Linked DNA regions of Homo sapiens: all the other regions are linked to region 2. A link is a loop called in an ENCODE intact Hi-C map of the cell type or tissue named here. Cell type or tissue: endothelial cell of umbilical vein. All regions are shown on one strand.

Evidence for each region. A loop is a pair of places that touch in the nucleus more often than their neighbours do. Peaks named below come from ENCODE experiments on the same cell type or tissue, not always from the same donor. Only the 100,000 strongest peaks of a DNase experiment are listed, where the experiment ranks them.
Region 1: it touches region 2 in a loop (4-fold over the local background); 31 of 110 quality-filtered maps call a loop at or near these places.
Region 3: a loop joins it to region 2, with 8 times the contacts of the local background. A loop is called at or near these places in 32 of 110 quality-filtered maps.

The regions. Positions count from the first base shown.
Region 1 is chr12:98,436,636-98,444,635 of GRCh38, reverse strand. No RefSeq gene overlaps it. Among named protein-coding and RNA genes, the nearest start is that of TRD-GTC1-1, 63 kb to the left of the region's middle. In endothelial cell of umbilical vein, no CTCF peak of the experiment used is centred here; DNase peaks (open chromatin) are centred at 4,435 and 5,045; H3K27ac peaks cover 1,870 bases.
Region 2 is chr12:98,487,593-98,495,592 of GRCh38, reverse strand. LINC02453 (long intergenic non-protein coding RNA 2453) reads left to right here. Exons shown (of 4, transcript NR_038383.1): 3 at 2,109-2,162. Among named protein-coding and RNA genes, the nearest start is that of TRD-GTC1-1, 12 kb to the left of the region's middle. RefSeq lists a silencer at 4,768-5,062. In endothelial cell of umbilical vein, a CTCF peak has its summit at 4,441 (motif pointing left); a DNase peak (open chromatin) is centred at 4,422; H3K27ac peaks cover 738 bases.
Region 3 is chr12:98,420,278-98,428,277 of GRCh38, reverse strand. No RefSeq gene overlaps it. Among named protein-coding and RNA genes, the nearest start is that of TRD-GTC1-1, 79 kb to the left of the region's middle. In endothelial cell of umbilical vein, CTCF peaks have their summits at 3,271 (motif pointing left) and 5,155 (motif pointing right); a DNase peak (open chromatin) is centred at 3,307; H3K27ac peaks cover 1,108 bases.

The DNA of each region.
Region 1 (8,000 bases), 51 kb after region 2:
CAATAAGGGGTTTTGTGGGTTCTTTGGAGACTCTCTGTTGGAGACCTCTGATAGCGCAAAATTTCCTGATATGGTGAGGTCCTCTCTTGCTGCCCTCTTATGACATGCCCTCGTCCCTACTTCAGCAGTTTACAGTACGTCACCTCTTTCTGGCTGGACACTGGTCAGCAGCCTTCTTGGGTGGGGTCTCTGCAGCATCTGCTCTGCATTTTGCCTCACTAAGCTCTGAAAGTGTGATGCTCTCTCTTTCTTCTTCATTATAGACAGCGCCAGCCAGCCTCTCCCTCTTGGACTTTTCTAGGGGAGAATCAGGCACCAGTCTCTGCACTTCCCGAACTCCAGGGAACACAGGTCAGTCCTCTGTGGTAGGCAGAATAATTGTGTCTCACAGATGTCCACACCCTGATCTCTGGAACCTGTGAATATGTTACCTTACCTGGCAAAAGGGGCTTTGCAGATGTGATTGAGGTTATGGACCTTGAGTGGGGGAGATTATCCTGGATTATCTATGTGGCCCCAGTCTAATTAACTCACCACAGGTGTCCTTAAAAGTGGGGCACCTTTTTAGATGGCTATAGTCAGGGAGAGAGATGTGACTACAGAAAAAGGGCAGAGACATATGACATGAGAAATACGTTCCCCACCATTGCTGACTTGAAGATGGAGGAAGACAGCCACAGGCCAAGTCAGTGAATAGCCTCTAGGAGCTGATAATGGCCCTGAGCTACAGCCAACAAGAAAGCATGTATCTCGGCCAGGTGTGGTGGCTCATGCCTGTAATCCCAGCACTTTGGGAGGCCAAGGCGGGTGGATCCCTTGAGGGCAGGAGTTCGAGACCAGCCTGACCAACATAGTGAAACTCTGTCTCAACTAAAAATACAAAAATTAGCCAGGCGAGGTGGCAGGCACCTGTAATCTCAGCTACTTGGGAGGCTGAGGCAGGAAACTCGCTTGAACCCAGGAGGTGAAGTTTGCAATGAGCCAAGATTGCGCCATTGCACTCCAGCCTGGGCAACAGAGTGAGACTCTGTCTTGAGAAAAAAAAAAAAAAAAAAAAAAAGAGAAAACATGTATCTCAATCCCACAACTGCAAGTAATTGAATTTTGCCAACAACCTAACTGATCAGGAGACAGATTATTCCATAGAGCTTCTAGAAGTCCGCTTAGTTTGCTGACACCTTGATTTTAGATTCCTACTAGAGATTTAGATTTAGAGATCCCTACTAGATTTCTGTTCTACAGATATACATTTGTGTTGTTTTAAGCCACTAAATTTGTGGCAATTTTTTAATGGCAGCAGTAGAAAACTAATGTACTCTCAGATTTTCTCACTGGGTCTACCAGTTCTGCCTTTTAGTAAGCAGGCAGGTAAGAGGATGGTGAGATGGTGTTCTTTTTTTGGCAGGGACTGTCTGCTTCCATTCTCTACCATTGCTTCTCTTGCGACTCCTCCTGCATGGTTTGGGAAGGCAGCAGAATGTTTTCCTTTTTCTTTTCTTTTTTTTTTTTTTCTTTTTGAGATGGAGTCTCACTCTTGTCGCCCAGGCTGGAGTGCAGTGGTGCGATTTTGGCTCACTGCAACCTCTGCCTCCCGGGTTCAAGTGATCCTCCTGCCTCAGCCTCCCGAATAGCTGGGATTACAGTCATGCACCACCATGCCAACTAATTTTTGTATTTTTAGTAGAGATGGGGTTTCACCATATTGGCTAGGCTAGTCTCAAACTCTTGACCTGAGGTGATCCACCCGCCTGGCCTCCCAAAGTGCTGGGACTGTAATCATGACTATGGGTGTGAGCCACTGCCCCCGGCCAACAGCATGTTTTTTTATACCACGGATTGACAACTTTGTTGTCCTCACTCTTTCTTATATATAGGCTCTAGGCTGGAGGTGGATTTCTTGATGTGTCCAGATCTTACTCTCTTAGTCACAATGTAGAGGCAGGAAAAGTCTCATTTAGCATTGTTGGACACATTTCACAAATCTTTGTCCCTTGTTGTGTGTTTCAGTGCAAGCACATGTAGACCATTTTTAAGCATTTCCGTTCCTCACCAGCTACCTGAATTCCCTCTGCCTGCATGAGGTCTGCTTGATGGAACTCCTGTTACTGATTGTCCTCTGCATTTTAGTGAACACACCTCTGATGTTGGACTATGCACTGTTGGTTCTATTGCCTGTCTGAAATTAATTTTATTTAATCAAAATAAAAACTTTAATCACATCTCTAATTATAAACCTCTCCTCCCATGTTCTCCCAGAGGCTTGAAGTAGGAAAGGAGGAGGTAAGATCTGCCTTTTTCTTCCACTCTCCACCTTTTTTTGTTTGTTGGTTTGTTTTTGAGACTGAGTTTTGCTCTTATTGCCCAGGCTGGAGTGCAATGGCGCGATCTTGGCTCACTGCAACCTCTGCCTCCCGGGTTCAAGCAATTCTCCTGCCTCGTCTCCCTAGTAGCTGGGATTACAGGCACCCACCACCATGCCTGGCTCATTTTTTTTGTATTTTTAGTAGAGACAGGGTTTCACCATGTTGGCCAGGCTGGTTGTGAACTCCGACCTCAGGTGATCCACCCGCCTCAGCCTCTCAAAGTGCTGGGATTACAGGCATGAGCCATCATGCCCAGCCCCACTCTCTACCTCTTGTCTCACTTGCTAGATGCTCTGGGATTAGCTAGGTAGGAGGAGCTAGAAGTTGAGAGCTATTTTTTTTCCTTTCTTTCTTTTTTTTTTTTTAACCTAGCCAGTCCTACTCTGCAAAAACCTCCTGTGCAGCAAACATCCAACGGACCAAGTCAGCTCCTTCAGCACATAGCCAGCAGGACATCATGGCTTATGTCTGAGCGTTCCAGAGCACAAACAGAGCCTCAGGTTTGCAAGGATAGAAGGCACCCTAAAGATCAGTTGTTTCACTGCTTCTCTTCTCCTGCTCTTTGAACTTGAATCCTCCCTCTTCATTGGTCTTCCAGGATACATATATGGCAGATCCTTAGGGGATCTCAGTACTTATTTTTTAAAAAAATATGTAAATGAGTTTTTTTAATGATTAAAAAAATTTTTTTCTTTTTCTTTTTTAATTTTCAAAAATTTTCCATAAGTTATTGGAATACAGGTGGTATTTGCTTATGTGACTAAGTTCTCTTTTTAAATTTTTTTTGAGATGGAATTTCACTCTTGTTGCCCAGGCCAGAGTGCAATGGTGCGGTCTCGGCTCACCGCAACCTCTGCCTCCTGGGTTCAAGTGATTCTTCTGCCTCAGCCTCCTGAGTAGCTGGGATTACAGGTATCCGCCACCACACCTGGCTAATTTTTGTATTTTTAGTAGAGACGGAGTTTCACCATGTTGGCCAGGCTGGTCTCAAACTCCTGACCCCAGGTGATCTGCCTACCTTGGCCTCCCAAAGTGCTGGGGTTACAGGCGTGAGCCACCACGCCCGGCCATGAGTAAATTCTTTGGGGTGATTTGTGTGATTTTGGTGCACCCATCACCCAAGCAGTATACACTGCACCATAGTGGTAGTCTTTTATCCCTCACCCCTCTCTGTCTTCCCACAAGTCGTCAAAGTCCATTGTATCGTTCTTATGCCTTTGCATCCTCATAGCTTAGCTCCCACATATCGGTGAGAACTTACGATGTTTGGTTTTCCATTCCCGAGTTACTTCACTTAAAGTATTAGTCTCCAGTCTCATCCAGGTGACTGCAAATGCTGTTAATTCATTCCTTTTTATGGCTGCATAGTATTCCATCATATATATATATATATATATATATATATATATATATATATATATATATATATATATATACCACAGTTTCTTTATCCACTCATCAATTGATGGGCATTTGGGGTGGTTCCACGATTTTGCAGTTGTAAATTGTACTGCTATAAACATGCGTGTGCAAGTATCTTTTTCGAATAATGATTTCTTCTCTGGTGGCACCTTATTCTGTTATGGAGATTTTCTTTGAGTTCTTTTGAGGGCAGGGAACAAATCTTAACCATTGCGTCAACATCAGCCCCAACTCAGAGCCTGAAGCCTTGCAGGAACTCAGTGAATGAATGAGTGAATGAATGAATGCATATTTTTGAGTCCCAAACTGGCTTCCCTGTAGTTTCCATAAGGTAGTCCTTGGGTAATTCAGAATGATTTAAATCCCCTCTCTACAGCATCACCTTTAACTATAAAAAGCTATCCTGTCCTAATTAAGTGTTTCATTCTGATTTGATATATTTTCAAACCCTTAAATGATATTCCCACACATCAGTTACAACCTTTTCTGTTTTAGTTATATAATCACCTCCTAAAGAATGTTCTGCTTTCTGGAAGACATTCAGCTTGAGGGTGGGGTGGAAGTGATTGTGTAACTATTGCAAAAGCCTGTGGTTTGAATCTTTCCAAAAGTCTTATCTCAGCAGCCCAGACGCAGTACTCTGCCAATAGTCACAGCTTCTCTGTTTCCCATTGTGTCATCTGCAGACAGCCCTGACGAGGGCGGAGAGCTCATATGGAAAGCGTCATGGTGTGTTTTAAGTGTAACAGAATATCAAATGGGACTTTTCATGGTGTCTTGAAATTTTATCTGAATCCCCAAAGTTGAGAGCAAGAGGTGATAATTATCCCCAGATTTCTGAATAGGATATTAGCACAGACATATCCATGCAGAAATTATGAAGCGACAGCAAAACTAGTATGGTGATTATCAACCTCAGTCATATCCTCCAGCTGAAAAGGAGGAAGGGGATTAGAAAGTGGCCTTGGGGTAGGGATAGTGTCATGGCATTTCCTGTTCTCTTCCTCTGGGGAAACTCTTGAGAGAGTTCAGGGCTCCTGTGGTGTCCTGGGATTGGAGTAGAGTGGAGGAGGAGAGATTATGAAGGAGTGGGTTTGTGTCTTCCGGCATTTAGGGACATAAATGAATGGAAACTAGGGTTTGCTTCCTGCCTGGTGAGTCTGGAATTTGGGGGGGTGGGTGTTGGTTGAAACCACCAGGGAATCCTAAATGAGAGGGTCATAGTGGAACCTGTTTACACAGCCAGAATTTGTAGTGGTGAGGGCATGCGTTTCCGAGGCACTACAATGGAAAACAGCTGGCCTTGAATCAGAAGTGCTGCCTATGGGGTGAAGGGACTCCAGCAATGAGCTGTTATATGCTGTACTTCTGAGCAGGAGCTGAGAAATTTGCAAGAAACTTCTGGGAGAAGGCTGGGCATGGTGGCTCATGCCTGTAATCCCAGCACTTTGGGAGGCCAAGGTGGGTGGTCACTTGAGGTCAGGAGTTTGAAACCAGCCTGGCCAACATGACAAAACCCTATCTCTACTAAAAATACAAAAGTTAGCTGGGTGTGATGGCGCATGTCTGTAATCCCAGCTACTCGGGAGGCTGAGGCAGGAGAATCTCTTGAACCTGGGAGGAGGAGGTTGCAGTGAGCTGAGATTGCACCACTGTACTCCAGCCTGGGCAACAGAAGGAGACTCTGTCTCAAAAAAAAAAAGAAACTTCTGGGAGAAGTGGGAGAGTGCACTGACTTTGAAGGGAGTTTTTCAGCCAGATGGTCCCCACAGAGAGCCTTCAAAAGCCCCACAAATGCTTCCCATTGGAGAGAGCCAGCATCTGGGCTCCTCCTACTGCAAGGCCATGGTATACTGTATTACAAGAGCATCTGCCACAAAGATATATTTGCCCTTCTTCCCTTAATCCCCCTGCTCCCTGACTGGACCCTGGAGAGCCCAGACACAGCAGAGCAAGAGGGAGCCATGTGAAAGAGTTGGAAGAAGAGCAGACAGTTCCTCCTTCCCATGCTGTAGGTCACCACACCAGGCTGAGACTGCACTGAGTACACGATTGAAGTATTTTTTTTTCTTTCCTTTTATTTTCAGGGACAGGGTCTCATTCAATTGCCCAGGCTGGAGTGCAGTGGTCTGATCATAGCTCACTATAACCTCAAACTCCTAGGCTCAAGAGATCCTTCTGCCTCAGCCTCCTGAGTGGCTAGGACTGCAAGAATGCACCACCATACCAAGCTAATTTTAAGTTTTTTGTAGTGATGGGGTCTTGCTATGTTGCCCAGGCTGGTGTTGGACTCCTGGCCTTAAGCAATCCCCCTACCCTGGCCTGCCAAAGCACTGGGAATACACATATGAGCCACGGTGCCTGGCCTGAAGTTTTTAATAGAAATGTTTAATGAGTTTTCATTCTTGAAAGTAATTTCAAAATCTATGAGATAAGCCCAAGATATTGCCCAGAGCTGGGGAAGGATGCTGTGATGTATCATATTCTGAAGGGGTTATCAGAGAAACATGAAACTGTTTTCTGTTTGTACACTAATGAGCTTAGCTCATTTGATAAACTTAATAAGTAAACAATAATTTTAGGTAAATTCCAGAGAGGCTAGTCCTGAGGAATAGGTGGGCAACACACTATTGTCTAGAACTTTGGTATTATAGACTTGTTTTTAAAGTTTTTGATATTGTTATTTAATTTTTTTAAAGTAATAATCACCTTTATTGAACAGTCACTATGTGCAGGCACTCTGACAAAGTGCATTGCAATATTCTTTCATTTAATTCTAACAATTCTGCAATACAGGAATTTTATCTTTATTCTACAAAAATAAGGAAATTGTATGTCAGAGAAGTTAACCAACTTGTGCAATACAATGATGCTAATAAATAGCAGAGATAGTGTTTAAAAAGTTTTTATTTTGTAATAATTTTATGATTACAGAAAAGTTGCAAAAATAGTACAGTGAGTCCCATATATTCTTCCTTCAGCTTCTCCTAATGTTCACTTCTTATATAACCATAATATAACTACTAAAACTAGGAAAGTAAGTAACATTGATACTTTTTTTTTTTTTGAGACAGTCTCTTCGAGACAGAGTCTGTCGTCTGTCGCCCAGGCTGGAGTACAGTAGCTTGATCTCAGCTCACTGCAACCTCTGCCTCCCGGGTTCAAGCAATTCTCCTGCCTCAGCCTCCCTAGTAGCTGGGATTACACGCTCTTACCACCACTCCCAGCTAATTTTTGTAGTCTTAGTAGAGACAGGGTTTCACCATGTTGGCCTGGCTGGTCTCGAACTCCTGACCTCAGGTGATCCACCTGCCTCAGCCTCCCAAAGTGCTAGGATTACAGGCATGAGCCACTGCGCCTGGCTGATACAATATTATTAACCAATCTATAGACCTTATTCAAATTTTGAGGTTCCTCAATTTTCCTAACGAATGTTCTTTTTGTGGTCAGAATCCAACCTTTGGTCCCACATTACATTTAGTTGTCATGTTTTCATAGTTTCCTCCTAAATCTTTCTTTGCATCATTAAATTTTAAGATTGGGAAGGACATTAAAGGTCTTCTAGATGAATCATCCTGTGGATTCTCAAATACCCTCCATCAAAATCCCTGCTGTTCATTATTCGCACGAAGACACTGCCAGTGGTGGTCTGACCTAAATGGGGCCACCTCCATTAGAAGGTCCACATTTGCTTTCTTAAAGCTTCCACCTATTGGTTCTGGTTCTTACCTTATATATGCCATTTAGAACAAGGCCAATTTCCCTTCTATATGATAGCTTTCAAATATATGAAGACCATTATATTTATACTCCCACTGGAACCCCACCCTCCACTCCTGCCACCAAATCTTTTCTTCTTTACAATGGGCATCTTTAATTCTATCAACTGTTCCCCATATGTTATGGGTTTAAGTCCTTCTGCTTAAAACTACGGGCTTTGCCCTAAAATAGCTTCAAACTAGTCTGGGCCATTGTACCCTGAACTAGCTCCAGTTTGTATACATAGATGTAGATGTGGGTCTGTCTACAGCCGACCCTTGAACAATGTGGGAGTTAGGGTTGCTGACCCTGGAGAATTGAAAATTTTTAAATTACTTTTGACTCCCCCAGAACTTAACTACGAATAGCTCACTGTTTACCAGAAGCCTTACTGATGACATAAACAGTTGAATCACACATATTTTGTGTGTGTGTATATATATATATATATATATA
Region 2 (8,000 bases):
ATGTTTAAATTATTAAAGTGAGGGGTGGGGAAGATATTCGGGATGCTCATACTTCACTATTCCCCAGTCTTTATTTATTTATTTATTTATTTATTTATTATTTTTTGAGACAGAGTCTTACTCTGTTGCCCAAACTGGAGTGCACTGGCGCCGTATCGGCTCTGCATCCTCTACCTCCTGGGTTCAAGTGATTCTTCTGCCTCAGTCTCCTGAGTAGTTGGGATTACAGGTGTGCACCACCACGACCGGCTAAGTTTTTTGTATTTTTAGTAGAGACGGGGTTTCACCATGTTGGTCAGGCTGGTCTCAAACTCCTGACCTCAAATCATCTGCCTGCCTTGGCCTCCCAAAGTGCTGGGATTATAGGCATGAGCCACTGGGCCCAGCCTCTAATTTATTTAAATAATAATTTAAAGTTAAAACTGAGAGGAGGTGGGTGGACCTCGAGGTCAGGAATTCAAGACCAGGTTGGCCAATATGGTGAAACCCTGTCTCTACTAAAAATACAAAAATTATCTGGGCATGGTGGCATGTACTTGTAATCCCAGCTACTGGAGAATTGCTTGAACTGGGACCCTGGAGGCGTAGGTTACAGTAAGCCGAGATCACGCCACTGCACTCCAGCCTGGGCGACAGAGCGAGGCTCTGTCTCAAAAAAAAAGCAAAAAACAAAAAACTGAGAGGCAAAAGTCTGTCTCCCTTCAGCTCGACTAACACTTAGTCTTTTCTTTCCCTCCTTATTTAAAAAAATAAATCTTTATTGATTTATCTTTTGTGCCAAGCATGGAGATAGGCATTGGGCACAAAAAATTAGTAAGACTCACTTCTTGCCCTCAAGGAACTCAAATTTCTTGAGGGAGGTGGACTTTTAACTGATAGTTACAATACAATTTGGTAAGTGCTATGGTGGAGGCATAGCTCATGCTGATGGAGAGCCTGCTATGCCTTAGGCTTCAAGTGCCTTATATAATATTAACCATTGTCCAAGGACAAAGTTATAACAGATTTAAAGATCTTAATTGGCTTCCATTTGTGATTCTAAAATCAGGCAACATCTCATTCCATAAAATAGAATGAGTATTTCAATGAGCTGAACAGAAGAGTTTGGCTTTTATTTTATTTTTGAGACAGAGTTCCGCTCTTGGTGCCCAGGCTGGAGTGCAGTGGCACAACCTCAGCCCACTGCAACTTCTGCCTCCCAGGTTCAAGAGATTCTCCTGCCTGAGCCTCTTGAGTAGCTGGGATTACAGGTGCCCACCACCATGCCCAACTAATTTTTTGTAGTTTTAGTAGAGACGGGGTTTCACCATGTTGGCCAGGCTGGTCTCAAACTCCTGACCTCAGGTGATCCACCTGCTTTGGCCTCCCAAAATGCAGGGATTACAGGCATAAGCCACCTTGCCTGGCCAAGGTTGGCTTTATAGACAAAAAAGGGTTGAGCAAAGCAGAAACAGAAAACACAAAGTGGATTGGTGCTTTAAAGTTACTTTCCGTTTAAAGGTTAAAGCAGAGTGGACCTTCTTATCATTCCAGCGAAAACTGACCTGCTTGGGGATTTGACTATTATATCTCGCTGCTGATTTCTTTCTCTCTTTTTTTTCTCTCCTTTTTTTGAGACAGGGTCTTGCCCTGTCACCCAGGCTGGGGTGATCACAGCTCATTGCAATCCCTGCCTGAACCGGTCTTCTCACCTCAGCCTCTGGAGTAGCTGGGATCAGAGGCACGCGTCACTATGCCACTAATATTTTGTATTTTTTGTAGAGGGATGGTGGTGGTGTTGGGGGGTGGGGGCTCTCCATGTTGCCCAGGTTGGTCTTGAACTCCTGATCTCAAGCTCAGCACCTGCCTTGGCGTCCCAAAGTGCTGAGATTACAGGTGTGAGCCACCATGCTCCGCCCCCTCCTGATTTCTTGGAAGGTCAGATAAACAACTTATTTTCAGCTTAGTGGTGTGGAACTCCAGCATGAGTGACTCTATTTTGGTTTGTCTGTTGGGCCTAGTGTAGGAACTCAGTTCAAACCAATGACTTACTATACATTTTATTTAATACCATTTAATCCTTATTTAAATCCTATGAGTTTGCTATAATAATTTTCTCCTTTTTACAGTGAGGAAACTGAGGCACTGGAAGATGAAGGCTACAGAGGTAGAAAGTGATGGAGGTATGTGCAGAATACTACGGGATTACAGAGAGGGAAGGGCTGGAGTGGTCAAAGAAAGACCTATTTTTAGCTGGGCCACCAAAGAATGATGATGAACTTAGAAAAAGAATGGGGGAAATGTTTTCCAGCACTTAGGGAACAGAGAAACATTAATACAAAGGCTCAGAGCATGTGGCAATTTGGGAAAAGTGGCAATGCGGGAAAGAGTATATGGTGGAGGGGCTGCTGCTTAGGGGACTGGAGTGGCAGGGGGCAGGAAATGTCTTCACCTTTCATTATAATGCATGACTGGGGAGAATTAAACATCACAATCTTTGAGGAACTGACAGGAACCTTACCTATCTTCTTGATCCTTTCGTTATACAGATAAGGAAACTGAGGCCAGACAGCTCCAGTGATTTAACTAAATTCCTGTGGCCGAGAACATCACCTTTATCTGTTGCTGTAAATTAAGGAATCTGTGGGCTTAGTGATTAGGTGTCCCTCAGAGGTTTTCAGGGCCTCAGATCTTGCCATCACTTTCCTTAGAGTTATCTGTTCCTGGGCTGGCCTAAGCTTCCTGTCCTTTAAGGAACCTGCCTGCCAACATTGGCCCCAACCCAACAGGAGATCAGTGACCTCCGTTTTCCTGACTTTTTTCCTGCCCTACTGACCACCTGCTGACCTATCCCGGTTAATAGCTTTACTGATCTGTCTAGCTTTGAGGCAAACACTAGCCCCAGTGTGAGGAACAAAGGGTCCTGGTGACCCACACCCCCTGGCCCTTTGGCATTCAGTCCTCAGGCTACCCAGAAGGACAAATTATTCAGCCTGTTTGGGGTGGGATGGAACAGTTTCTACTTCTTTTCTTTGGATTTTTTTTTTTTTTTTGAGACCCGTCTCACTCTGTCACCCAGGCTGGAGTGCAGTGGTGTGACCTTGGCTCACTGCAACCTGCGCCTCCCAAGTTCAAGCAATTTTCATGCCTCAGCTGCCCGATTAGCTGGGACTACAGGTGCGGGCCACCATGCCTGGCTAATTTTTGTATTTTTAATAGGGATAGGGTTTCACCATGTTGACCAGGCTGGTCTCAAATTCCTGACCTTGTGATCCGCCTTGGACTTCCAAAGTGCTGGGATTACAGGTGTGAGCCACTGCGACAGGCCTTTTCTTTAGTCTTTCCGTGTTTTCTAAACACAAAGCAACAGAAAAACTTCTGCTTCAAATGCATGACTCAGGTCTGGCATTCAAGTTGCTGCTATTTTGGGAAAAAAGCTGCCTGTAGCTTTTGAAATTTCTTATTCTCCTACCTGTGATTAACTCATATGATTAGCAAAGTTTTATTATCAGAATTTATCAATAAAATGAAGTTAGTGATCTAGAAAATAAGAAGAGAACCAGCACAAAATAGCACGCAGAATCCCATTTTTTTTCTATGCATTTGTAAGTACTGGAAACGTCTGGTGGCTGGGTGCGGTGGCTCATGCCTGTAATCCCAGCACTTTGGGAGGCTGAGGCGGGAGGACCACTTGAGGTCAGGAGTTCGAGACCAGGCTGGCCAACAGAGTGAAACCCCGTCTCTACTAAAAATACAAAAATTAGCTGGGCGTGGTGGTGGGTGCCTATAATCCTAGCTACTCGGGAGGCTGAGGCAGGAGAATCACTTGAATCTGGGAGGCGGAGGTTGCAGTGAGCCTAGATCGCGCCATTATACTCCAGCATGGGGACAGAGTGAGACTCCGTCTCAAAAAAAAAAAAAAAAAAAAGGAAGAAAGAAAGAAGAAAACATCTGGAAAGAAGTAGCTGAAGATATTAAAAGTAGTTATATCTGGGTTAAGAGTGTGTTGATGATCGCTGTTCTTTTTGCTATTCCACCTTTTCTAAATTTTCTACTATGTGCATATATTGAACTCAGAAAAGCAAACAATAAAATTTTCTTTAAAGTTATTAATATTAGGCAAAGCAAATAGCTCAAATGTACATTTGTGATAGTCCTCTTAGCCTATGACATGTTGAGTAATGTATTCTAGTTTGGTTTTCCTTGTTAGCCAGATTTCATTATTTTGCAGCTTAAGTTGTTTATTTCTAGTTCCTTAAGGTGGGGAGGAGGTGAGGAGGTGAGGAGGGTGAAGAAGCAAATTCCACTTCAGTAAAACAGGGCGTGCAGCCTTTTCCCCTGAGTCCCTTTGTCTCAAGGCCCCTGTGTTCCGGGTCTTTTGTTGTTCTCTGCATGGACTTTGATTCGAGATTTAAAGAAAAACAAGTGCTGGCCCTCCTTGCGCCCTCTGGTGTCCCAGTGAGGTATAACCGGACAAACCGCACAAAGATCACAGCCATTTTCACACAGCGCTCCCCCGACACAGTGATGCCTGGAGACGGGAATGTCTGGAATCTTAGAGGAAGGAATCACACACCGACAAGCATGGCAGGCTTAGTCTTTGAAACTTAATCAGAGCCTGTAAGTATGGATACTGTTTTTTAAAAAATTAAAAGCAGTATCTGGACTGCAAGTATTTAAAAAACCTAATAGGAAATAAGTCAACTCTCAAAGCATTTGGCACAGCTTTCTGGGTTCTAAAACTAAGAAAATCTTACTACATATGTTGTTTTATAAATACAGCATAAACCAGTACTTTGTTATTTGTTTTAAAAATTTCTTTTAGAGACAGGGTCTTGCTCTGTCACCCAGGCGGGAGAGCAGTGGTGCAATCTTAGCTCACTGCAGCCTTGAATTCCTGGCCTCGGGTGATCCTCCATGCTTCCGCCTCCCAAAGGACTGGGTTTACAGGTGTGAGTCACTGTGCCTGGCCTAGAACTTTGGATTAATTGCAAATAAATTAGGTGAAAGAGAGGTCTGGATACCTAGGCTTTAGCTTGACTGAGGATAATGATTTCCGCAACTTTAAGCTTTACCATGTAGACCAAAAATAAAATTCTAAGCTCCCCAATCAGTTGAATGGATGCCTCCTTGTCCAGGGGCATTCCAAAGTTACCTGAAACGCTAGTTCATGTCATGATGGGAACAGGTGGTCAGACAAGCCTCATTATACTCTCCTCCCTTTGGGACAGAGTCCCTTTGGGATTCAGGCACATCTGACCAGCATTAACATAAGTCTGACAAAGAAGGCTTTTTGTAGCAGTAAGATACCAACATGACAGACAGCAGGCCCTGAAGTAAATTGAAGTAGTTTACCCCAAAAAATATATATATATTTTTGACACATTTTGAAATGGCCCTGCAAAGGTGTCTCTTGTGGGGAAAATCTACTTTCAGTAGAGAATCCCCTTCCCTTTCCAGATATTTTTCCTTAACCAGGAGAGAATTTACTGAGAGTCTTGCACCTTAAAAAGGTAAAAAATAAAATTTTTGGCTGGGCATGGTGACTCACGCCTATAATCCCAGCACTTTGGGAGGCCAAGGCAGGTGAATCACCTGAAGGTCAGGAGTTCGAGACCAGCCAGGCCAACATGGTGAAACCCCATCTCTGGCTAATACAAAAATTAGCCAGGCATGGGGTGGGGGTGTGGGCGCCTGTAATCCTAGCTACTTGGGAGGCTGAGGCAGGAGAATTACTTGAACCTGGGAGGTGGAGGTTGCAGTGAGCCGAGATCACACCATTGCACTCCAGCCTGGGCAACAAGAGCGAAACTTCGTCTCAAAAAATAAAATAAAATAAAATAAAATAAAAAAAATAAATAAAAATTAAAAGTTTTACAATCTGACCTGGTGCTGTGGCCCACTCCTGTAATCCCAGCACTTTGGGAAGCCGAGGCAGGTGGGTTGCTTGAGCCCAGGAGTTCGAGATAAGTCTGGGCAACACGGTGAAACCCTGTCTCTACTAAAAATACAAAAATTACCAGGACGTAGTGGCGCGCATCTGTAATCCCAGCTACTCCAGAGGCTGAGAGGTGCGAGGATGGCTTGAGCCTGGGAGGTTGAGGCTGCAGTTAGCTGAGATTGCACCACTGCACTCCAGCCTGGGTGATGGAGTGAGACCCAGAAATAATTACAATGTGTTCTTTCTGAAGCCTGCTACCTGGAGGCTTTATCTGCATAACAAGAACCTTGGTTTTCGCAACCCCTTATCTTAATTCAGGCACTCCCTTCTATAAATTTCAGGTCTTTAGATAAACTCTTTCAACTAACTCCCAATCAGAAAATCTTTGAATTCACTCATGATGTAGAAGCGCCCCATCCACCCTCACTGAACCAATGTACATCTTACATGTATTTTTTGATGTCTTCTGTCTCTCTAAAATGTGTAATAAAAAGCTGTAGTCCGACCACTTTGAGCACACGTTCTCAGGATTTCCTGGGGCTGTGTCACTGGCCATGGTCACTCATATTTGGCTCAGAATAAGTCTCTTCAAATATTTTACAGAGTTTGACTCTTTTCTTCATCGACAATCAATATGTGAGAGTTGATACTGAAGGTCCCTTTTGTCTATAATATACTTCATTCTATCGCATTTTTCACCAGACTGTTTTGTTTGGTTTTTATAGAGATGAGATCTCACTTTGTTGCCCAGCCTGGTCTCTTGGGCTTAGGAGATCCTCCCTCCTCAGCCTTCTAAAGTTCTGGGATTACATGTGCGAGCCCCCACCCTCAAACTGTGCCTTTTTTTTTTTTTTTTGAGCCCGAGTCTCACTCTGTCACCCAGGCTGGAGTATAGTGCCACGATCTCGGCTCACTGCAACCTCCACCTCCCGGGTTCAAGCATTTCTCCCTGCTTCAGCCTCCCGAGTAGCTGGGATTACAGGCGTCCGCCACCATGCCTGGCTGATTTTTTTTTTCTTTTTTTTTGTATTTTTAGTAGAGACAGGATTTCGCCATGTTGGCCAGACTGGTTTTGAACTCCAGACCTCAGGTGATCTGCCTGCCTCAGCCTTCCAAAGTGCTGGGATTGCAGGTGTGAGCCACTGCACCTGGCTAAACTGTGCTTTTTAAAATTGTATTTCCACTAAAAAAATGTAGATGTAAAATATTTTTGGTTTAAATACTTGATTGATAAGATCTCAGGCGTGGTGGCCCATGCCTGCAATCCCAGCACTTTGGGAGGCTGAGGCGGGTAGATCACCTGAGGTCAGGAGTTCGAGAGCAGCCTGGCCAACATGGTGAAACCCCATCTCTACTAAAAATACAAAATTAGCCTGGCATGGTGGCATGCGCCTGTAATCCCAGCTCGGGAGGCTGAGGCAGGAGAATTGCTTGAACCTGGGAGGTAGAGGTTGCAGTGAGCCGAGATCACACCATTGCACTCTAGCCTGGGCAACAAGAGTGAAACTCCATCTCAAAAAAAAACAACAACAAACAAACAAACAAAAAAACCTCAGGCATTACAGTTTTATTTGAATAGGCAATTCATGCACACAGAACAAAGTTCAAAAAGTACCAGATACCAGGAGGTATAAGGTATGGAGAGGAAAGTCTTTCTCCCATTTTTTCTTCTCTTTTCTTTCTTTTTTTTTTTTTTTTTGAGACAAGCTTCTTTCTGTCACCCAGGCTGGAGTGCAATGGCGTGATCCCAGCTTGTTGCAACCTCTGCCTCTCGGCTTCAAGCAGTTCTTCTGCCTCAGCCTCCAGAGTAGCTGGGATTATAGGCATGCCACCATGCCCGGGTAAGTTTTGTATTTTTTAGTAGAGACAGGGTTTCACTAGGTTGGCCAGACTGGTGTCGAACTCCTGGCCTCAAGTGATCTGCCTGCCTCGGCCTCCCAAAGTGCTGGAATTATAGGCATGAAACACATGCCCAACTTCTCTCCCATTTCTAACTCACAACAATTCTCTTGAGTGATGTTGGGGTTGGTCTGGCAGCTCAACAAGGCCATCATAGGCTTTGAGTACTCTCTTCTTGTTC
Region 3 (8,000 bases), 67 kb after region 2:
TTTTAGTACAGACGGAGTTTCACCATATTGGCCAGGCTGGTCTTGAACTCCTGACCTCGTGATCCACCCGCCTTGGCCTCCCAAAGTGTTAGGATTACAGGCGTGAGCCACCGCGCCCGGCTGCTATTGTTATTATTTTTATTTTTTGAGGCAAGCTCTCACTCTGTTGCCCAGGCTGTAGTGCAGTGGCACAATCATAGCCCTCTGTAACCTCCAACTCTTGGGTTCAAGTGATTCTCCTCCTTCAGCCTCCGAAGTAGCTAGGACTACAGGTGCACAGTACCACACCTGGATAATTTTGAAATTTTTTTGTAGAGATGGGGTCTTACTATGTTGCCCAGGCTTGTCTTGAATTCCTGGCCTCAAGCAATTCTCTCACTTCAGCCTCCCCAAGTGCTGGGATTACAAGTGTGAGCCACCAGCCCCAGCCTAATGAAAGCTTCTATTAAACTTTGAAAAAATCGGTGTCTTAGAGGTACTACTGAATATGCTGTAGATGAAAAAGAAAAAAACACAACAAAACCCAAAAGCCAAACCTTACTCAAACTAGCTTAATAATAAAGGATAATTCCTGGTACATATAAGGATGATATTAAAAATATTTAACAGCCACTACAGCATAGGTATTAACCAATTAGAGTAGGCATCTGAGTAATAAGAATGATGTGAATATAAATCATTCTGTTATAAAGATACATGCACATGTATGTTCATTGCAGCACTATTCACAATAGCAAAGATATGGAATCAACCCAAATGCCCATCAGTGATAGACTGGATAAAGAAAATGTGGTACATGTGTACCATGGAATACTATGCATCCATAAAAAGGAACGAGATTATGTCCTTTGCAGGGACGTGGATGAAGCTGGAAGCCATTATCCTCAGCAAACTAATGCAGGAATAGAAAACCAAATACTGCATGTTCTCACTTATAAATGGGAGCTGAACAATGAGAATACATGGACACAGGGAGGGGAACAACACACACTGGGGCCTGTCGGGGGAGGGGGAGGGGTGAGAGAAGGGCATCAGGAAACATAGCTAATGCATGACGGGCTTAATACCTAGGGGATGGCACACATTTACCTGTGTATCAAACCTGCACATCCTGCACATGTACCCCCGAACTTAAAATAAAATTAAAAAAAAAAAAAGAATGATGTCACCCATGGATGACAGGGATGGCTATTCCAGTGTGTACTGCTCAGTATATCTTCTTGGCTTCATGGAACTAAAATATCCATTAGTAGGGTCCCCTCAGGTGAGGCTTGATCTGGTAGCTCCATAATATTATGCCAAAAACTATTTATTATCTGCCCTGTCTTCTTTGCTATGACTTTCATCCTAAACCGAGTCCCCAGGTTGGCTGCCAGTGGCTTCTGAGGTTGTGTGCTTCAATATTTTTATTTAGCAAGAAGTAGGGATTGTCTCTCTGTGTCAGCATTTATAGCAAGAATCTTGAGTTTTCCCCTGATTAGAATGATTTGGGTCACATGCTCACCCTTATACCAACCGTGTTGGTGAGGGCCATGACTTGGTTGGTCAAGGTCTATGTCCCACCTGGAGTTGGGGGTCTAATCAGCTTTTCTGGTACCACTTGGATCCCCAAACAAGCATTAGGATACTACAGGGAAGGGGCGAGTGTGGATACTGAGGAAACAATCAACAAATATTCTCTGTATTAATGCAAAATATGTTATCAATAGATCTAACAAGAAAAACTACATGGTGATCTTATTGGATTAAAAGACATTCTATATAATAATTATTTTATGAATTAAAGAGTAAAATATTAATATCTCCAAAGAAAAGTGGGCAAAGTGTATAAATCTATCACTGAAAGAATACAACTGGTCAATAAAAATGTAAAAAAGCACATATAAGTTAGTAATCAAAGAAATAAAAGTAAAAATGTTTATTTCTGCTTTTTGCTTAATCAAATGGCTAAATTTTATGCAGGGAGTATAATTGTCCCACATAACCCAGTGAGCTTATCTGGGTGGCCTGGCCAAAGGGTAATTAGGACTCGGGGTCTTGCCCTTCTCTCAGTTGGAGGGGCAGTGCCCAAGCTCGTCTTCTCATGTAACTGGTGCTTTCATTCCCTGCCGAGGACATGTTGGCAATGGGCTGAAACATCCTACAGGCTCCAGAGTCCCTAGGTGCTGAGTGTCTGGCATTCTAAATAACTCTTGTAAATAGCAGGCAACCCTAAACCACACTGCTTGGTATACTGATAAGGCTGTTCTCTCATGCTTATCATAGAAGGAGGAAGAGCCAGCCAACATCCCTGATATGCCTCTTTATAGATTACAGGAGCAACTGCGGGGGGCTTTTGTCAAGCTGAACCTGGCCTTGAAAATTTCTTCTTTTTCCAATTAAGCTGATTCCCTAGCTCATAGCATGTGATATGAGATTTCACCCAAACCCTAGGGAATATTGTACACAAAATAAATATTAAAAAAAATGATATACTGGGGCAGGCGCAGTGGCTCAAGCTTGTAATCCCAGCATTTTGGGAGGCCAAGGTAGGCGGATCACCTGAGGTCAGGAGTTCGAGACCAGCCTGGTCAACATGGTGAAACCCCGTCTCTACTGAAAATAGAAAACTTAGCTGGGTGCGGTGGCAGGTGCCTGTAATCTCAGCTACTTCAGAGGCTGAGGCAGGAGAGTCGCTTGAACCTAGGAGGCAGAGGTTGTAGTGAGTCAGTATCGTGCCACTGCCCTCCAGCCTGGGTGACAGAGTGAGACTCCATCTCAAAAAAAAAAAAAAAAAATTGATATACTGAATGATGATGAAGTACAGGTGATGGATATTCTCATCTTGTCTGTTAGTCTAAAACTAATTGCAACCTTTTGCAGAAACAATTTATAATATGTTTAAAGGACTTTCAGCATATCACTTTTTAAAAAATACACTCATTAAATAGTAGGTTGATCACTATGGTCAATAATGTCATCCAGATTCCAAGGAAACTCAACAAAAGTATATAACATTGTACAGGAAATACTTTGGCTCTAAGATTAGAGTAAAAAATGTGTAATATTCTATTTCCTTCCCCTGGAGATTCTAGAAATTAGACACCCGCATTGTTATTGGTAAACTAGGTTAAAAACCTAGTGAATAACAAAAAAATCTGTCACTTGATGATTATGATTTTAATAGCAACCTTTAAAATATACATCTGGGCCCATCATCTGGCTTCAAGGACTAAAACTGTAACTTAAACATACAGTATAATGTGGTTCTGAACAGTGAGGCCATCTGGTGGCCGTCTGGAAATTTTCTGACACCCGGTGTCTGCATTCCTGACACTAAACCCCGTCTGGCCTTAAAAGTGAAGCTGCTGCACGGTCGTGAGAACCTGTGGTATTTCCTGAACTAAATCTTCTGGAATGAGTCCAAGATTTAACTGCCAAAGCCAAATTCCATTATACGTGAGGTGGTTAGTGTTGCAGAAGGGTTTCATGCTATATGGCTAGTCCGTGTCCAGCCCGTCACCTGTTCACAGACAGGCTTGTCTATAAATTGCCTTGTTGCAGTGGAAGGTCTTAAAACAAAAGATTCTGCTGGAAACATATAACATGGAGTTATATGAACCGAAGCAGGGCCATATGGGAAGGGCAATATTCAGAAATATATTTCTGAACCTTCCTTGTCTCAGTTTTTTGTGGATTACTTATAAAGAATATGGTCAGTTTCCAGAACACATATTAACCCCTGTGTGGGTAAAATAATAATGTTGTCAAGATGTGGTGAAGCACAGGTGAGTCCTGTTTTCTGAGAATCTCTTTTTCCCTGGACAAAGCTCTAGATAGAGATGATAATGTACTTGAGTTGTGTAATTATGACTTGAGTAGTGATAAGTAAATGTATCTTTGCTTAACAAAGATACATAAGTACTTGGAATATTGCCTTGACAATTTTATCTCTTCATGCTGCAAATTCACAACTCCTACTTGACTCTATCAATTAACTTTATAAATGTAACCTCTTTTCAATCATTCTTAAATGTGAGATGTAATTTTCCTTTTTAATTCTCAACTTGTCTCTTTCTTTTTGAGACAGGGTCTCACTCTGTTGCCCAGGCTGCAGTGCAATGGCATGTCCACGGCTCACTGCAGCCTTGGACTCCTGGACTCAAGCAATTGTTCTACCTCAGCCTCTTGAATAGCTGGGACCACAGGTATGTGCCACCATGCCTGGCTAATTTTTTTTTATTATTTATAGAGGCAGGGTCTCACTATATTGCGCAGGCTGGTCTCCATCTCCTGGGTTAAAGTAATCCTCCTGCCTCAGCCTCTCTGTCATGCTCAGGGCCAGGTTCCAGCGCCAGCTGAGGGCTGAGGGGTATGGGCGGATGTGGGCAGGAAAGTGGAAGAACACTCAAGAAACAGCAGGTAGATGAGACATGGCTTTATTCAGCAGCCCCTCACAGGGTCAGTGTTACATTTATACCTACACAGACATTAGTGACTGAGAGCCAGGTGGGGAGCTTCTCTATGTTGTGTCTACATGGCTATGATTGTATGAGACATGGGAGTGTGCGCGTGCACCCCAATCCCTCTGAGTCATTTAGGCTGTTTACCTTGGCCTATGCCTGCTGCCCTATGCCTGCTTGGCTACAGCACAGCCATGTTCCTTACACTCCATCCTCTAGGCCAAGGGGATCCTCTTGGTGGGGACCTGTGCACATATGGCAGTACCCTGGACCCATAGGCCACAGCAACCACACAGAGAGCAACAACCTACCAGGAATATCCTGCTATGCTACTTATGATTATGAGAGCCCAACATAGGCCAGAGCCCAAAAGACGCCCACCATCTCTGTAGGGGGTCATCAGTAAGGTGCTCAATTGCCTTAATCTCCTATGACACCCCTTGCAAAGCTGCCGTTACATTCCAGTGGTTTTCAGGGATAAATGTACAACATTGTGTCCCTACAAGGCACAGGGGCCACCTATGTCCTTGCATGTCTAAGGCTATGTCTAAGGCCATCGTGTTTTGCAGCACCACCTTCCTGACCTGGTCAACTTCATTAGTTAACAAAAGGAGAGCAACTTGGGTGTAATTTAGGGCCCCAGCTGTGTGCTCTGCAAAGGCTGTAACCTGCTTTTCCAAAGTAATGACACCTGCTCCAGGGATACGTATTGCTAAGGGATAAAACCACCAGGGGGTGCCCTGCACTCAGAAAAAGTGGGAATGCAGTGCCTCCCAATTATGTGGGCAACTAGGCAATGTGGGAAGCATGATGGCAGGCACATAAGGCCACCCCCAGGTACAACGTCCAGTCCAATTGGCTGGCAGATTTGGCCATCCTGTGTCCCCACAGACCCATAAATTCCCAGGGGGCACAAAGTCCATGGGGGCCCGGCCTTGGTAAGGTCGCTTGTTCCTCCACACCCTTGGTGTGGTGACACATGTTTTATTTGCACAAACCTCAGCAGGCAACCATCCTACAGTGACATTACCCCAGTGCTTCTCTATACATCATGGTACCTGCAATGGGGGCACTATGTGTTTCCCATTAACCAGCCCCATTCATCATGGACACTGCGAGTCAGCCAGGGGGCAGGCTCGCCATGGGGTTTGCCATGCCCCCATCCAAAGCCCACTGTGTTGCATCCCACGCATTGTCTGTGGGACCTCAAGTCTCTAGCTATGTCCGGTTCTTCACAGAAGCTGGATGCACATGCCAGGGCCAGCTGTCTGCAGCTGCTGCTGGAAGGGCGGTGCAGATCCAACAGTTGGAGACATTGGTCACCTCGGCGTAGGTGTGGGCCCAGTCTACGATGCTGTTGGAGCCGCCAATCTACCACTGGAATGACAAAACAGGCACAGGAACTAACAGGGCAAGTCACGTCCCTCAGGCAACATACAGGCTAACTTTTCATCTCTGGATAACGATGCAGCCACCAAGGGCTTCTGCCCTGGGTGATGAAACCACACCTTCTCGGCTCCCCGTGGTTCTTTTGGGTCTTGTACTTGTGCCAAAGTCACAGGAGAGCTCACAACAGGCCACACAGACAGTACATATATCCCCCCAAGGAGGGTCCCTTCCCTGGCTGTTCCCCTATGACGGTCAATCGTAGAGGCTACATACACATTAAATACCCAAGGAGTAACATGTAAGTCATACCGCAGGCCCTCCCCTAAGGGCTTGGAGGTTCCATGGCTGACACCAGGATTTCTGTTCCCCTGTCTTCAGGAGCACTGGGGCAGGCAACAATAGATTACTATTTGTCCCCATACTTGGCCGGAGGAGGTCATCCTAGATGTGTATAGATGGACGGGCATGGCGGCCTGGTGTAACAGTGCCTCCACCAGGGCTGGGCCGCCTTTCTGTGGCAACTCATTCAAAATTTGAAGCACCAGGTCCAACCTTGAACTCCAGCCCCGCAAAGATGGGGGAGTAACATGCTACCGTAACCCGTTCTTCAAGAGTCCATTATATCGCTCAATCAGTGGCTTGTGGGTTATAAGGAACATGAAACCCCCATCATATGTCCATCTGTAGTGCCCACTGTTATACCTGCTGTCCAGTGAAACGTGTTCCCCTATCACTTTCAACAGCCAGGGGTTGGCCATATAGAGCACATAAGTATTGCAGGGTTCAAATGGTGTGTTGCTGGTTAGCCACCCTGCAAGGGTAGGCAAACAACAAGCCAGAGGCTGTGTCTACAGCCGTCAGTGCATATGTGTAGCCCTGCGCTTTTGGAAGTGGCCCAATGTAATCTATTTGCCATCTGGTCAAGGGCATCCATCCTACCGTCACTCGCTGTGTTACAGTGGGCAGCTGTCTCCGTCTGGGGTATGCCTGGGCGCATGCCTGGCACTTCCGGCAGGCCTCCAAAGTGTCCTGCGAAGGCAAAGACAGACCCCAGTACCTACTGACCTGTTACATCAGTTCAGTACATCAGTTCAGAAACTGTCCCAGTTTCCTGTGTAGCCACAAAGCTACATCTTGTGTAGGTGCCGACTCTAACCATCAGACCTTGGCTAAGGCATCCGCCTCAACATTACAGGGGGTGGCCAAAGGCACATGACCTGACACATAATAGTTACCTATTTCTGATGACCTATTTCCCAGAGGTCTTGCCACATCGCTTAGCCCCAAATGGGCCAATCGCCTACAAGCCAATTCAGCAGCCCCTCACAGGGTCAGCGTTACATTTATACCCTACACAAACAATAGTAGCTGAGAGCCAGGTGGGGAGCTTCTCTGTGTTGTGTCTACTACCTCAGCCAGTAGTCACTTCATATATGCGGTGCCCCATATATGGGGGTGCTAAAAGCACTCTAGCCAAAAGCACTCGGGGGCGCTGAGCCCAGCACAAGATCCCTCATGTGGGAGGTAAAACGTTCTGGCCCCTGGATATTCAGATAAAACATAGCCTGTCACCTGCCCATCTCCCAGAGTACCTGCACCAAATCAGAATATGATTGCCATTTACTCACAATTTTTGATATCTCTCTGGCATCATTCCAAACAGTCCATATGGCTGCCATCAGCCACTCTATTAATGTCCACACCTTGCCCGTGTGCCAATGATTGGCACAGCTGCAGTGTCTGACGAAGGGAGGAGTGAGTTGTAATAGAGGCCAGCTTCTCCATCTCGGAGGCAGAGCAAGAAATGCTATCAGCCCCCTCATCCCAAAAACGGAGTAGCCAGGCTGGCAGGGGCTCCCCTGGGCGCTGCCAACACTGTTTACTCAACTCCTGCAACTCAGTGGGGGTATAAGCACTATAAGAAGTGTGTTCCACCACTGTTGTGGGGGGTCCTGGGCTCTCCCCTGGGGTCCCATCGGCTCCTCATGTTCTACCTTCTGACGGATCACAGGGCGAGCCCGCAGGGAAGGAGCCCCTCCTCCTTAGCATCAGATCCAACAGAAGTGTCTGACTGGGACGACTGGCTGAAGATCGCACTAACAGCCATTGCTAACTCCTGTTCCAGGCTGCTTATCTGGGCCTCCAAGCGCCCTGCTTGTGCCTGCAGGT